2 separate regions of the Homo sapiens genome follow, and region 2 is linked to region 1. A link is a contact called in ENCODE Hi-C or POLR2A ChIA-PET data. All regions are on one chromosome and are shown on one strand. The core of a region is the stretch at or near the end of the contact, and the rest is flanking DNA. Distances in the headings are between cores, read along the strand shown. Region 1 has its middle 14 kb from the start of TUBA1A. Region 2 holds the start of TUBA1C (tubulin alpha 1c).

Region 1 (7,355 bases), core at 1,396-3,895:
TTGTTATTTTTCTCCATCTCTCTCCTTGTATTTTATATTCTCAGTGATCCTGTATTCTTAATATTAGTTCATTGTCACCATCTTTCTGGTCTGCAAAGCTAGATTAAAATAACCTCGGCTGGACACAGTGGCTCATGCCTGTAATCCCAGCACTTTGGGAGGCCGAGGTGGGTTGATCACTTGAGGTCAGGTATTCAAGACCAGCCTGGCCAACATGGTGAAACCTCATTTCTACAAAAAATACAAAAATTAGCCCAGTGTGGTGGCTCACACCTATGATCCCTGCTATTAGGGAGGCTGAGGCATGAGAATCACTTCAACCTGGAAGGCGGAGGTTGCTATGACCTGACATCGCACCACTGCACTCCAGCCTGGGTGACAGAGTAAGACTCTGTCTCAAAAAAAAAAAAAAAAAAAAAAAAAAATATATATATATATATATATATATATATATATAAAATAAATAATAATAATAACCTCATATAACACTGTGTTCCAGGCACTATTCTAAGTACTTTAATTCATTTAAGTTAATCCTAACTGATCACTAAATTCTGTCAATTACAATTCAAAATTATCTTAATAAACATTTGCAGAATGAACAATTGAGGAGGCTTCTGAAGCTTTACCAGTCTTTTTTTTTTGGAGATGGAAGTCTCACTCTGCCGCCCAGGTTGGAGTGCAATGGCATGATCTCAGCTCACTGCAACCTCTGCCTCCCAGGTTCAAGTGGTTCTCCTGCCTCAGCCTTCGGAGTAGCTGGGATTACAGGCGTGCACCACCACACCAAGCTAATTTCTGTATTATTAGTAGAGATGGGGTTTTACCATTTTGGCCAGGCTGGTCCCGAACTCCCAGCCTGAGGTGATCCACCCACCTCAGCCTCCCAAAGTGCTGGGATTACAGGCGTGAGCCACCACGCCCAGCCTTGACCAGTCTTATTAGCCAAAGGGCCTACATCAAGGGGAGGACGTGGCAGAATATTTAGGTTGGGCTTTGAACCTCCCTCTTCAAGTGTTACAGGCATAAATCTAAGACTAAAATAGAAGATACCCCCCTATAACATGTTGGAATGATCATGTACACCAGTGTTTCCTAAATGTGCTGAAGTAATTGGGGTGCTGGTTAAAATATGGATCCCCAGTTCCTCCACCAGAGAGTCTGATTCAGTAGGTCTAATTCAGTAAATAATACTCTCCTAGAATTAATAATTTATCATTTTTGAGCTAAACAATTTTAGTGTGCTTGATGTGGTTCAGCTATTTCTAAATTCTGATATCCGCTCGATAAATTTACTGAAAATTACTTTATTTATGGTTGTTAACCCTAAAGACACAACTCCTAGTGAAGCCTAGCCTCAAAGAGCATTTTAAGAAATGTCTCTCCATATTCCCTTTTTAAAATATTTTTTCTTTTTTTTTTTTTTAAACTTCTCTGGAGATAATGCTGGATCCACCTTCCTTTAGATTTAGAAATCAATTATGCACAGGCAAAAGAGAACTTAGAAAAAGCTGCCTAGCTTTTTCTTCATCTGCCTAGCCTAAAAGATCATTTAGCAAACATTTCTCCATTTCCCTGTGGATGTAAACTTTGATTATACATGTGTAGAAGAGAAAGGCTTAGAGAACGCTGTGGGTTTTTTCCTTCATCTGCTTATGTGAACAGCAATCTGTTGTTCTAGTACTGTCTACAGATTATAAGAGATGTAGAGTTTCACTCAAGATAGCATAGCCTGAAATAAGTCCCTTATATGGCAAGACTATTTATGGATTTAGTATATTTTAATAAATAAGCCCACTATTAATCTTTTTAAAATGATTTCAGTATTTTTAGATTTGTAAGAGCGACTTCACTCTCACCCCCATGTTACTAAGCAACGTATTATACAGTTGCTAGGAGACAGACTAGCAAGGTTGGGGGTATTTCAAATTTCCGTTGTCACCTTGCCTATCACATGACTATACCCTAGAGAGTTTTACAGCCTTAGAGAAAAGAGAAAAAAGTTAATGGCACATAGAAAAGAAGGAAAGAGAGATGAGGTTGAGGAATAAAGGAATAGAATAAGGAAAATTGCAAGGTATTTGAGAAGAGTCTGTGAACTTGGCAGGGAAAGGCTATTATGCAATTTCCTTGAATGAGTCATGGAAAAACCTTAAATTGCCAGTGCTGTATTTCATATTCTGTATGCTTCTACCTTTTCTAAAAACAAAATAGAGAATAAGCTTGGAGAAGAAGATCTTTCAGATAGTTTTTCTGAATATTTTCAGAAGAGTGGAAATCAATTATAACTCTTACAGAAGACAGGTATTTACAAATGAGTTTTTCAAAGTCACACATAATTTAAAATCCCCAAGTCAGATAAACAGCTTATTTCCTTCTATTTCTCCCTCAAAATAGTAAAAAAATGACAGTACTGAGAGGAAGGTTAGAATACAAGTGTTCTTAGACAAATTGAGCAGCAAGATGGTCATATAGGCTCTTGGGCAGTATGTGTTTCTGCACACAATTTAAAAAATTTAATACAAAGGAGAGAGAGAAGAAGCCTTTGTACTGTATCTCAAGGACTCTGTATCTGAAATAAGAAACCAGGCTCCAGGTCTCATTGTGTGTATGTGAAAAGTTGAGTCTTTGTGTCATTGTGTCTTCATGGTATTTACTGTTGCTAGCAACCAGGAAGCTCCCTAGTGATTGTCGCTAGGTCCTCCATGCCTCTGTCTGCCTGAAACCTTAGTCAGTGCCAGAAACACCAGAGATAAAAATCGTTGCAAAAAATCCAGCGCACATCATCCCCAGTGGTTTTATAGAAGACGGTTCATCTTGTGTTCAGTGAAAATCTGTGTAAAATGGAGGCTTCACACAGAGCTCATCCTCAGCTTCTTCTTCATCAATGCCAATCTTTCCGTGCAGAGCAGAGTGGACATTGTGATGGTTTAATTAAAATAAGATTTATATCCTAGCGTCATCAGCTTTAACCAATAAAATAATAAATAAATAAATCAGACAGCCGGGCGCGGTGGCTCACGCCTGTAATCCCAGCACTTTGGGAGGCTGAGGCAGGTGGATCACCTGAGGTCGGGAGTTTGAGACCAGCCTAACATGGAAAAGCCCCGTCTCTACTAAAAATACAAAATTAGCTGGGCATGGTGGAACATGCCTGTAATCCCAGCTACTCGGGAGGCTGAGGGAGGAGAATCGCTTGAACCTGGGAGGCAGAGGTTGTGGTGAGCTGAGATCATGCCATTGCACTCCAGCCTGGGCAACAGGAGCGAACCTCCATCGCAAAAAACATAAATAAATAAAAAATAAAAAATAGTTAAAAATAAAATAAAATAAATCAGATGAAGAGCAGAGAAAAGAAATATTTCACCAGTTTTAGGTGACTTCTAGTTCTAAGGCATCAACACTTGCTGACAGCTTGAGATCACCTTTGTGTTCACAGAACCATGGTACAAATGATGATACTATTTCCACAGAAGAGTCTAGAATATTCCGATTAAAGATCCACATCAGTGTCATCCCCAGAAACGACTGAAATCATCTCTCAAAACTCAATTTTTTGGGTCTTACATGAACCCCAAGTCAATACAACTTACTTACACCATCCTGTACAAATATTTTGTTTCCTGTGTGTTTTCTACTCAGAGGTAGATAGTTACAGCTCTGAAATGGGAAAGAATTGCAAATCTGAGCTGAAATTTAGAAAAGATTAATGTTGAGATGACATAAATATGTACTTCTTTCAGGTGCCTATACTCCAAAAGAGTATCTGAAGAGATATTTATTTATGTATGTATTGAGACTCTGTAGCCCATGCTAGAGTGTAGTGGCACAATCAGGGCTCACTGCAGCCTCAACTTCCCGGGCTCAAGCAATCCTCCCACCTCAACACCCCTGAGTAGCTGGGACTACAGGCATGCACCACCACGCCCAGCAAATTTCTTGTATTTTTAGTAGAACTGGGGTTTCACCATGTTGCCCAGGCTAGTCTTAAACTCCTGGCCTCAAGCGATCCTCCTGCCTCAGCCTCCCAAAGTGCTGGGGTTACAGGTGTGAGCCACCACGTCCAGCTGAGATATTTATTATTGTGATTACAGCACCTAATGAAGTCTATAAGTAATACGGGAGTTAAGAAAAAATCACTTAGGCAGATAGTTAGGGTATGGGAGTACCCCAGGGTATATACCCCAGACAACATAGCCGCTTCATAAATACTTGGTATTCATTATGTAATTTAATCATTTATTTTATCCTCAAAATAATTCTAGGGGGTAGATACAATTATATTCACTATTTTTCTCAGTTGAGGAAGCTGAGGTTTAAATTTAAATAGTATGGCTGGGCGTAGTGGCTCACGCCTGTAATCCCAGAACTTTGGGAGGCCAAGGCGGGCGGATCACCTGAGGTCGGGAGTTGAAGACCAGCCTGATCAACATGGAGAAACCTCATCTCTACTAAAAATACAAAATTAGCTGGGCATGGTGGCACATGCCTGTAATCCCAGCTACTCCAGAGGCTGAGGCAGAATTGCTTGAACGCAGGAGGCAGAGGTTGCTGTGAGCCAAGATCGTGCCATTGCACTCCAGCCTGGGCAACAAGAGCAAAACTCTGTCTCTAAATAAATAAATTAATTAAAATAGTATGTCCAAGCAAGGTCTCTTACAGCTGATAAGTAACAAAATGAAAATGCAAACTTGTCTATCTGGCTTTAGTGTTTGACTCTCAACCATTATTTTATTTATTTATTTGTTTATTTTTGAGATGGAGTCTCACTCTGTAATCCAGGCTGGACTGCAGTGGTGCAATCTTGGCTCACTGCAACCTCCGCCTCCCAGGTTCAAGCAATCTTCTACCTCAACCTCTGGAGTAGCTGGGACTACAGATGCATGCCACCATGCCCAGCTAATTTTTGTATTTTTAGTAGAGACAGGGTTTCACCATGTTGGTCAGGCTGGTCTTGCACACCTGACCTCAAGTGATCCACCCACCTTGGCCTCCCAAACTACTGGGATTATAAGCATGAGCCACTGAGACTGGCCTATTATTATTATTTTTTTGAATAAACCGCTCAACATCCCTTAACCATTATTTTACATATTTTGTGTAACAGAGAAAGCTTTCTATATGGAATTAAATTGTGCAGTACAGTATTGTGTCAGGGTGAGGAACACAGGCTCTAGAGTCCCTCTGTCCCCTTACAGGATAATGGTGACTCGGAATGCCTGCTCACTCTGGGGCTGGGCCTTCCCACAGGGCCCTACCTGGATGATCATCTAGAACTAACAATTCCCCATCCTTGGATTTCCTCAACTCTAGGTGCTTCAATCTGGAAGACCTCCATGGTGTCTTTAGATGGATAGTTCCCACTGGGCTCTGTGATGCCAGTCCAGTCGACCTGATAGTTCTTTTTCAGTGTGAGGCAAAAACTTGTCCCTAGAGCCTTCCTGCATTCATCTGATCTTCTCCCCTCCTTTTCTTATCTAATAAGAGCAGGAGATCCATTTTAGGGACCATGTGTGGCCTGAATTCTAATTCTAATTCATTCTAATAAAGAATGTGTTTTTAGAAGAACTGTCTAGAGGACTGCAGCATTTCACATTCTTCAAGGCTTGGTTCAGTGCCTTGGAGCCATATTGTCTCAACATCTTCATTTCAGAAGAAAATCTTGGCTTTCCCTTTGCATAATCAAAAAATCCATTGCATTGGTATTCTTAGCACAAAGAAACATTTAATACATATTTTTTTTTTCCATTTTAAAATGCATTTCTTCTTACATACACACTGAGCACAAAACATGAAATAGTCACTTGCAGGTGGTGTCCTGGAGCCTACCTGGAAGACTCCTGAGAATCAGGTGTATACACCCATTCCCAACTCAGTGTTCAGTGATATCACACTGGTGGCCTGAAATGGGCCATGATAGAAACATTTACATCATGGAAATTGGCAAATGCTACAAATCAAGACTTTTTCCTTTCTTTCTCTCTCAGTGCCAGTTAACATTTTACCAGAAGGCTAGGCGCAGTGGCTCACACCTATAATCCCAGCACTTTGGGAGGCCAAGGAGGGCAGATTGCCTGAGGTCAGGAGTTCGAGACTAGTCTGGCCAACATGGTGAAACCCCGTCTCTACTAAAAATACAAAAAAAAAAAAAATTAGCCGGGCATGGTTGTGCAAGCCTGTAATCCCAGGTAATCAGGAGGCTGAGGAAGGGGAATTGCTTGAACCAGGGAGGTGGAAGTTGCAGTAAGCCGAGATCGCACCACTGCACTCCAGCCTGGGCGACAGAGCAAGACTCCATCTCAAAATAAGTAAATAAAATAAATAAACATTTTAGCAGAAAACCACTAGGAGAGGAGTTCTTAAAGAGCAATGTGCCTGTAATCCCAGCTCCTCTGAAGGCTGACATGGGAGGATCACTTGAGCCCAGGAAGTTGAGGCTGCAGTGAGCCATGATCGTGCCACTGCACTCCAGCCTTGGCAACACAGACAGATCTGTCTCAAAATAAATAAATAAATAAATAATAAAAGCAATATGTCATCAGTGTAACTTCAATGAAGCATAGTTCATCCTTGTGTCACCTGGCATCATCTTGCTGGATTTCTCAAATCATATAAATGAAGGAAGTCATTTGCTCAGTGACATGTGCTAACACAACTTTCGTTAAATGGGGGAGTATTGCACGCGCCCTCAAACACAAAACTTGCTAGAAATTATGTTCACCATCTAACACAGGGCAGGCTATAGTAGGATCCAATCTTTTCAGAAGATTGGATATATCCGGATTGCCTACAAAAAAAGGCACAAAGCAGGTTGCAGGAATAGCACAGTTTTCTCATTACAGTGTTTGTGGTTAGCTTTTCATTTCTGAGATGATTACCTAAAGGATCTTTATTGAAATCTGTAGATGACTGGTTTAGTTACAACAAGTGAGAAGCCTTACGATCTGACTTTAAATGGTAATTATTAGAAAAATAGGATTTAAAAATCTTGACTTGTATTGCTAAATGAACTGAGAACATCTATAATAATAACTAACATTTTAAAGTTATGACTATGTGCCAGGCTGTGTTCTGGGTATTATATTTGTATTAACTCATTTATTCTTCACCACAACTTTCAGAGATAGATATTATAATTAATCCCATTTTACAGATGACAAAATTGAGGCACAAAAAGTTTAATTAAGTTGCCAAATGTCACCAAGTAAATAATAAAGCCAGAGTTCAAACCCAAGCAGCCTAAATTCTAATCCTTCTAATCCTAATTAAGGCCTTCTGGCATAATTTTTTATGCTAAATATAGATTTAAACTTACATTTAGATTTTTCTAGTGATTTTGTAAAGCAGATCATATA
Region 2 (7,282 bases), core at 2,118-4,617, 63 kb after region 1:
GAAAACAGGAGTTAGGCTGAAAAAAAATAAGGTTCAGTTTTATCTGAATTCTTTTCTCTTTACTAATGTTTTGTGATGTTTTGTGAACATGCTATATGGTCATTTAAAGCCCAAGAAAGCTGCAGTAGGTATGCAACGCTTATTTCCCTAAAGCATTGTAAGATTACAACGAAAGCCCCATCTGTAATTATTTATCTAATGTTCTGGTGATTCTTCAGTCAAGATGTTGACTGAGGAAGCATGTTTTCTCCTTTGCTCATATTTGTAGAGCTCACATGAACCCCACAAACTTTGAGTCACACATCACAGAATGTTAGGGCTGTAAGGGCCTTACAGAGGATCCTGTCCAATCTCCTCATATTGCACATTCAAAACCTGGACCCTGAGGAGGGGAAATGTCCATCCAAAGTTATATATTAGCCAGGCGTGGTGGCTCACACCTGTGATTCCAGCACTTTGGGAGGCCAAGGCAGGAGGATTGCTTGAGCCTAGGAGTTCAAAACCAGCCTGGGAAATATAGTGGGACTTCATCTTTACAAAAAAAAAAAAAAGATTAGCCAGGCATGGTAGCACACACCTGTAGTCCCAGGTACTTGGGAGGCTGAGGCAAGAGGATTGCTTGAGCCCAAAAAGTCGAGGCTGCACCACTGCACTCCATCCAGGGTGACAGAGTGAGACCCTGTGTAAAAAAAAAAAAAAAAAAAAAAAGTTTTATAGCAAAAAAAAAAAAAAAGGCTGATCACTGAACCGTGTCTTCTGTCACCCTATTAATAATTTAGCATAGTCTGGGCAAACTGGCTCATGCCTGTAATCGCAGCATTTTGGGAGGCTGAGCCTGGTGGATCACCTGAGGTCAGGAGTTTGAAACCAGTCTGACCAACATGGTGAAACCCCATCTCTACTAAAAATACAAAAATTAGCTGGGCATGGTGGCACATGCCTGTAACCCCAGCTACTTGGGAGGCTGAGACAGGAGAATTGCTTGAACCTGGGAGGTGGAGGTTGCAGTGAGCTGACATCATGCCATTGCACTCCAGCCTGGGCAACAGAGCGAGACTCCATGTCAAAATAATAATAATAATTTAGCATATTTTTGGTGAATTCTGGAAACTGTCAACTGAAAAGTAAGTCCAGTTTCTGCCTCTCCTTACACTGTAATTTTTAGACTCATAAAGATCTGTTAACATAAAGGTTAAATGTTTAACTGTCTACCCAGGAAATTTTTCCCCAAAAAATTCCAGCAGAGGGCAGCAAATCTAAATATGGATCCCAATGCTTAAAATTAATTTAAAGTACAAGAGAATTACTCTTTTTTTTTTTTTTTTTTTTCTGAGACAGAGTCTCTGTCACTCAGGCTGGAGTACAGTGGCACGATCTCTGCTCACTGCAACCTCCACCTCCCAGGTTCAAGTAATTCTGCCTCAGCCTCCCGAGTAGTTGGGATTACAGGTGTGCACCACCATGCTCGACTAATTTTCACATTTTTTGGTAGACATGGGGTTTCACCGTGTTAGCCAGGCTGGTCTCAAACTTTTGACCTCAAGTGATCCGCCCGCCTCCCAAAGTGCCAGAATTACAGACTTGAGCCACTGCGCCAGGCCTGTTGGTTGTTTTTCTTCCCTATCCCACTCCCACTTCCCTATCTTCCCTATTCCCTCTCCATGAGGCAGAGCCATCAGTTTTGCTCACAAACATATTCCCTAAGCATCTCGGATACTGTGCTAAATATATCTGGGGAATGAATGAAAAAGTTGAAAAGCTCTACTAAGACTAAAATCTCTACACATATGTTCCACAAGGGCCATTTTGTATGTGTGAGTTGAAGTATATCTTGAACTCCTGACCTCAAGTGACCTGCCTGCCTCGGCCTCCCAAAGTGCTGGACTTACAGGCATGAGCCACCGTGCCCGGCCAGAAAATTCACTTTTGTTCCCTCAATATTTCCATAAACTCTGTATCTCCCAGAGATGGTCAAGGAATTCATGAGCTAAGATAACATGATAGAGTTGCAGAGAAACAAAAACAACAGAAATAAAAGGCGCTTCTGAGAAACCTTGGCAGAGATGGTCAGAGAGGCACATTTAGTATGACGCAGTACAAGTTAGTGTTGAAGGGTTTAATTCCTCGGAGCTCTACTTTCCTCATCTGTAAACTAGGGATAATAATTCATAGAGTTTGTCATATGGATGAAATGTGATCATGTGATATGAAAAGCCAACTACTCGGCCAGGCGCGGTGGCTCACGCCTGTATTCCCAGCACTTTGGGAGGCCGAGGCGGGCGGATCACGAGGTCAAGAGATCGAGACCATCCTAGCTAACACTGTGAAACCCCGTCTCTACTAAAAATACAAAAATTTAGCCAGGTGTGGTGGCACGCGCCTGTAGTCTCGGCTACTCAGGAGGCTGAGGCAGGAGAATCGCTTGAACCCGGGAGGCAGAGGTTGCAGTGAGCTGAGATCGCGCCACTGCACTCCAGCCTGGGTGACAGAACGAGACTCCGTCTCAAAAAAAAAAAAAAAGCCAACTACTCTGCATAGTTAGCAATCAAAAAATGTAAGCTATTCATTATCCTAATGAACTGAAAAAACTGCTTTTGCGCCTATCGGGAGGAGACTGTTAGAAGCCAAAGGCTCATTTAAAGAGGACGTAAGGAAAAGCAACCAAAAAGGTGGGAATAGAGTTTAAGGCGCGTTCGTGGTGATTCAGACCTAGAGTGGGGAGCAAGCCCTCTCTCTGGACAGCCCTCAGCGGCGAGGGGAGCGGGCGCCCGCGGGCCCAGCCGGGGTGCCCGGCAGCCAGGACTCCGAGGCGGAACCCGCAGCCTGGTCCCGGCGTCGGCGCCTCCCCGGCGGCGTAGGGAGCGCAGCCGCGGGGACCGGGGGCGAGGCCGGGGCGGTGCAGTAAGGGCTTCCCTCCTGGGCGCGGTCGCCCTCTTACCTGGAGCTTCCCCTCGCTGGGGTTTTGCCCACCTGACGCCCCCGCACCCACCGGGGACGGGGCAGACGTCCGGCCTGCTCCCTCCTCCCAGTGGACACCTCTGTCCCTGTCCCGGCCCATTCTCCAGCCCCAGAGCCCTTCCTGCCCTTCCTCCCCTTCCTCCCCTTCCTCCCCTTCCTCCCCTTCCTCCCCTTCCTCCCCTTCCTCCCCTTCCTCCTCTTCCTGCTCCTGGCTCCTTCCGACGAGTTTGGTTTGAACTTTTGAATCCGCCAATCAGCGCCGCGCGCCCCCACTCCGCGGGTGCGGCCGGGCGCAGGCCAGGGCTCGAAGGTGGGGCCGCAGCGGCACGGGGCGGGGTCTGGGGCCCGCCCTCCCGACACGTGGCCGGGGACCGGGTATATAAGGCCCTTCGGGGCCGGCCACCCTTTCACTACTTCTCCCCCGGACTCCTTGGTAGTCTGTTAGTGGGAGATCCTTGTTGCCGTCCCTTCGCCTCCTTCACCGCCGCAGACCCCTTCAAGTTCTAGTCATGGTGAGTGGGGTTCCCTCGGGGCTGGGGAAGAGTGCGCGTCCCAGGGGACGGCGGGCCCGGAAACTACTGCCTGCACCTCGGGCCGCGCCCAGGACAGCTCCAGACTACCCCGGGCCCCTCCGGTTAACCTGGCTTGTGGCGGCCGGGCTGGAAGGTCGAGTTCACTTGGCAGACACCAGTTCGGGCCGGAAAACCTGGCCCGGGTGCGGCCATCAGTGGAAATGGAAAGCCCTCTTGATCCTAGTGAGGGCTTTCCCCGCAGGGCCCGCTACTGCCCTAGGGAGGAAGGTCAGGGAGCCTGCTCATTGGCCTCCAAGAACTTAAACTAAAAATCCCTCCCCACGTTTTCTCAAGCGACCTCTCCTTCCTACTGCCTTACAAACTGGGCCCCGGAGGCCCTCGTGCGCTCCCGCACCGACGGTGCAGCACTTCCTGGCTCCCCCTCTCCAGCGCCCAGTGACTCGCTGCTGAGTCACCTGTGGCCCTGCCCTGGGGAGAGCTTCCAACTGCGCCAGTCCACTTGAGAATGGAGGCAGGCACCTCCTTGGAAGGGAATAATTAACTTTCACGTTGCCTAATCCTGCATTTCTGGTGTTAATCTAGTGGTAGGTTTATAGCTGAAGCTTTCTACTTAAGCCGGGTTTAAAAACACGTCCACAAAAGGATATTTTCTTATAAAACCAGAGTTGGCCCGGCGCAGTGGCTCACGCCTGTAATCCCAGCACTTGTTCGAGACAAACCTGGCGAACATGGTGAAACCCCGTCTCTACTTTAAAAAAAAAAAAAAACAAAAAAAAACGCTGGGCGTGGTGGCGCGCGCCGGTAATCCCAGCTACTCGGGAGGCTGAGGCAGGAAAATCGCTTGAACCCAGGAGGCGTAGGTTTCCCTGAGCCGAGATCGCGCTACTGCACTCCAGTCTGGACGACAGAGCGAAACTGTCTCAAAAAAACGCAAACCCGGCCCGGCGCGGTGGCTCACGCCTGTAATCCCAGCACTTTGGGAGGCTGAGGCTGGTGGATCACGAGATCAGGAAATCGAGACCATCCTGGCTAACACGGTGAAACCCCGTCTCTACTAAAAAAAAAAAAAAAAAAATTAGCTGGGCGTGGTGGCAGGCGCTTGTAGTCTCAGCTACTCGGGAGGCTGAGGCAGGAGAATGGCGTGAACCCGGGAGGCGGAGCTTGCAGTGAGCCGAGATCGCGCCACTGCACTCCAGCCTGGGCGACAGAGCAAGACTCCGTCCAAAAACAAAAAAAAACCCGCAAACCCCAGAGTAAACTAGTACCACGTGTTCTTAGTTCAGTTTTCAAGAAACGTGAAATTATACGTAACTTGAGTGTTTTCTATAAAGCTTCCAGAAGTATTGAAAACAACTATCTTAGGCCGGGCGCGATGGCTTATGGTTGTAATCCCAGCACTTTGGGAGTCCGAGGCGGGAGGACCGCTTGAGCTCAGGAGGTCGAGACCAGCCTGGGCAACACGGTGAAACTCCGTCTATACTAAAAATACAAAAATTATCTGGGCGTCGTGGTGCGTGCCTGTAGTCCCAGCTTCTCGGGAGGCAGGGGTGGGAGGATCTTTTGATCCCGGGAGGTGGAAGCTGCAGTGAGCCCAGATCGCACCACTGCACTCCAGCGAGACCTTATCTCAAAAATACGTACATGAATTTAAATATAAAAATCAAATGTAAATACATGTATATGTCGCACTGTAACAACTTATTGCTTCTTTTCAAGCAGTACCAAAAAGATACTGGTAAAAGTGGGATTCACAAAGTAGTGAGACCCTTTAAAAAGCAGGAGAGCGGCAGCGGACTGGTTTAGGTGAACACTGGTTAAATTTTCTTGTTTTTTAACGAGAGGTAAGAGCTGCTTATCCAGTTAACACTAGACCAATTGACTCCACCTGTGCCTCACTTTCTCCCACGTGGCCAGGGGAGAGTGGAGGGTAAGTCAGTGGCCGCTGACTGCCTGCTAAGCTTCAAGAAGGCAGTTTAGACTGAGCAATGAAAGAAAAATTGCGGGCGCAAAATAGAAACGGCATTTAAACAGAAGAAGCATTTGTTAGAATGAGTGGATCTTCTCAGATACTTTATCTCCTTGGGCCTGGGGGCCATCATGATCAGGTATCTGGTTATCTCCAGCTTTTTGGGGCTTGGGCGTTTCCAAAGTCCAGTTAAAGGTAAACATGATGCCGGGCGTGGTGGCTCCCGCCTATAATCCCAGCACTTTGGGAGGCCGAGGTGAGTAGATCACCCGAGGTCAGGAGTTCAAGACCAGCCTGGCCAACATGGTGAAACCCCATCTCTACTAAAAATACGAAAATAAGGCAGGCATGGTGGTGGGCACCTGTAATCCCAGCTACTTGGGAGGCTGAGGCAGGAAAATCGCTTGAACCTGGAAGGCGGAGTTTCCACTGCACTCCAGCCTGGGCGACAGAGCGAGACTTTTTCTCAAAAAGGTAAACATGATGCAATGGTAAATAGTCATGGGCTAATTAGAACAAACTACTCCTGTTCTCCCACACCCCTGGAGCTGGGTGAGTAGACCCAGGTGATACTGAGCTTGCTGATGTGGTTAAGAGACCTTGATTGTTTCATGGGGAGTGTAGGTGGGAAGGAGGTCAAAGGTTGTGAGTAATTAGGGTTTTTATTATCTCTTGGCTTATGAGACCAGGTCCTTTGAGAACTTAGTGCTCTGCCAGTCTCCAAAGTGGCTAATCTGACTTATGATGAAATGCCAAACACCCTTTTTGTTTTCCTGTTAAGTCTGTGTGTACAGATTCTATGTTTATTCCCTTATTTTACTTAGCAGGTGTGGGTTTGGTAATTTCTAACCATATTCTGCTTTGGCCCCTCTGGCCTTTCTAAATTAACTTGGTCCACCTCATAAATATATATCTATGAGAGAGAGACACACACACACAGACACAGACACAGAGTCTTGCCTCTGTTGCCCAGGCTGGAGTGCAGTGGCGAGATCTCTGCAACCGCCACCTCCTGGGTTTGGGTTCAAGTGATTCTCATGCCTCAGTCTTCCGAGTAGCTGGGACTACAGGCGCGCACCACCATGCCTGGCTAATTCTTGTATTTTTAGTAGAGATGGGGTTTCAGCATATTGGCCAGGCTGTTCTTGAACTCCTGACCTCAGATGATCCACCCACCTCGGTCTCCCAAAGTCCTGGGATTACAGGCATGAGCCACTGTGCTCTACCATAATTTTTTTTTTTTTTGTATTTTTAATAGAGACAGTTTCACCATGTTGGCCAGGCTGATTTCAAACTCCTGACCTCAAGTGATCTGCTCACCTTGGCCTCCCAAAGTGCTGGGATTACAGGTGTGAGCCAGAAACAACTAATTTCTTAACCTATCAGTAAAGTCTTGGTAACATTTCTAGCCTTTATTATTATGGTCTTCCCTCTTCCGGAGATGTTTTGACGGTGAAGGAAAAACGTTCTTCCTATAGATTAGATTCTTCCACTTGGTTAAAAAGCTGCCTCTGACCACAGTTTTTAAAATACAGCTAACTGCTGCTTATCCAGCATTTTCTTCATGAGTCATGGCTATAGTTTGCTGGTTTAAGCTGGTTTTAAAGGAGGGAGAGAGAAGCTTTTGTCTCCTAAAGAATAGGATTAAAGCGGGACCAGAATGAGCTCAGTAGTTACACAATCATTCAGAGAATGAATCAGAGCTGGAAAGGGGAATTTTGCCTTAGTTTAAGGAATCATATCTACTGTGGCTACAAAGCAACTGTCTGGTCTTGCCGAGTAGTTCATGAACACATCTTTGGTTTTCCAAGGCACTTTTGCTGAA

The links. A loop is a pair of places that touch in the nucleus more often than their neighbours do. ChIA-PET counts read pairs that join two places held with the same protein, here RNA polymerase II (POLR2A). Pooled maps may share reads with other maps.
Region 2: a loop to region 1 is called in a pooled map, with 7 times the contacts of the local background. The contact joins the promoter of TUBA1C here to the enhancer-like site in region 1. A Hi-C loop is called at or near these places in 6 of 50 pooled maps. POLR2A ChIA-PET finds 5 or more read pairs at or near these places in 14 of 52 experiments (A673, AG04450, Caco-2 and 11 more).

What each region holds. Positions count from the first base shown.
Region 1 is chr12:49,199,411-49,206,765 of GRCh38, forward strand. No RefSeq gene overlaps it. Among named protein-coding and RNA genes, the nearest start is that of TUBA1A, 14 kb to the left of the region's middle. Within about 2 kb of position 2,646, at least 14 of the 41 ENCODE cell types and tissues checked have a DNase peak (open chromatin) inside an H3K27ac peak, as active enhancers do; they include A673, IMR-90 and PC-9, where a contact is called at or near this core.
Region 2 is chr12:49,261,715-49,268,996 of GRCh38, forward strand. TUBA1C (tubulin alpha 1c) reads left to right here and starts at 3,368. Exons shown (of 4, transcript NM_032704.5): 1 at 3,368-3,470. The coding sequence starts at 3,468. RefSeq lists silencers at 2,690-3,129, 3,170-3,429, 3,784-3,997 and an enhancer at 3,560-3,719.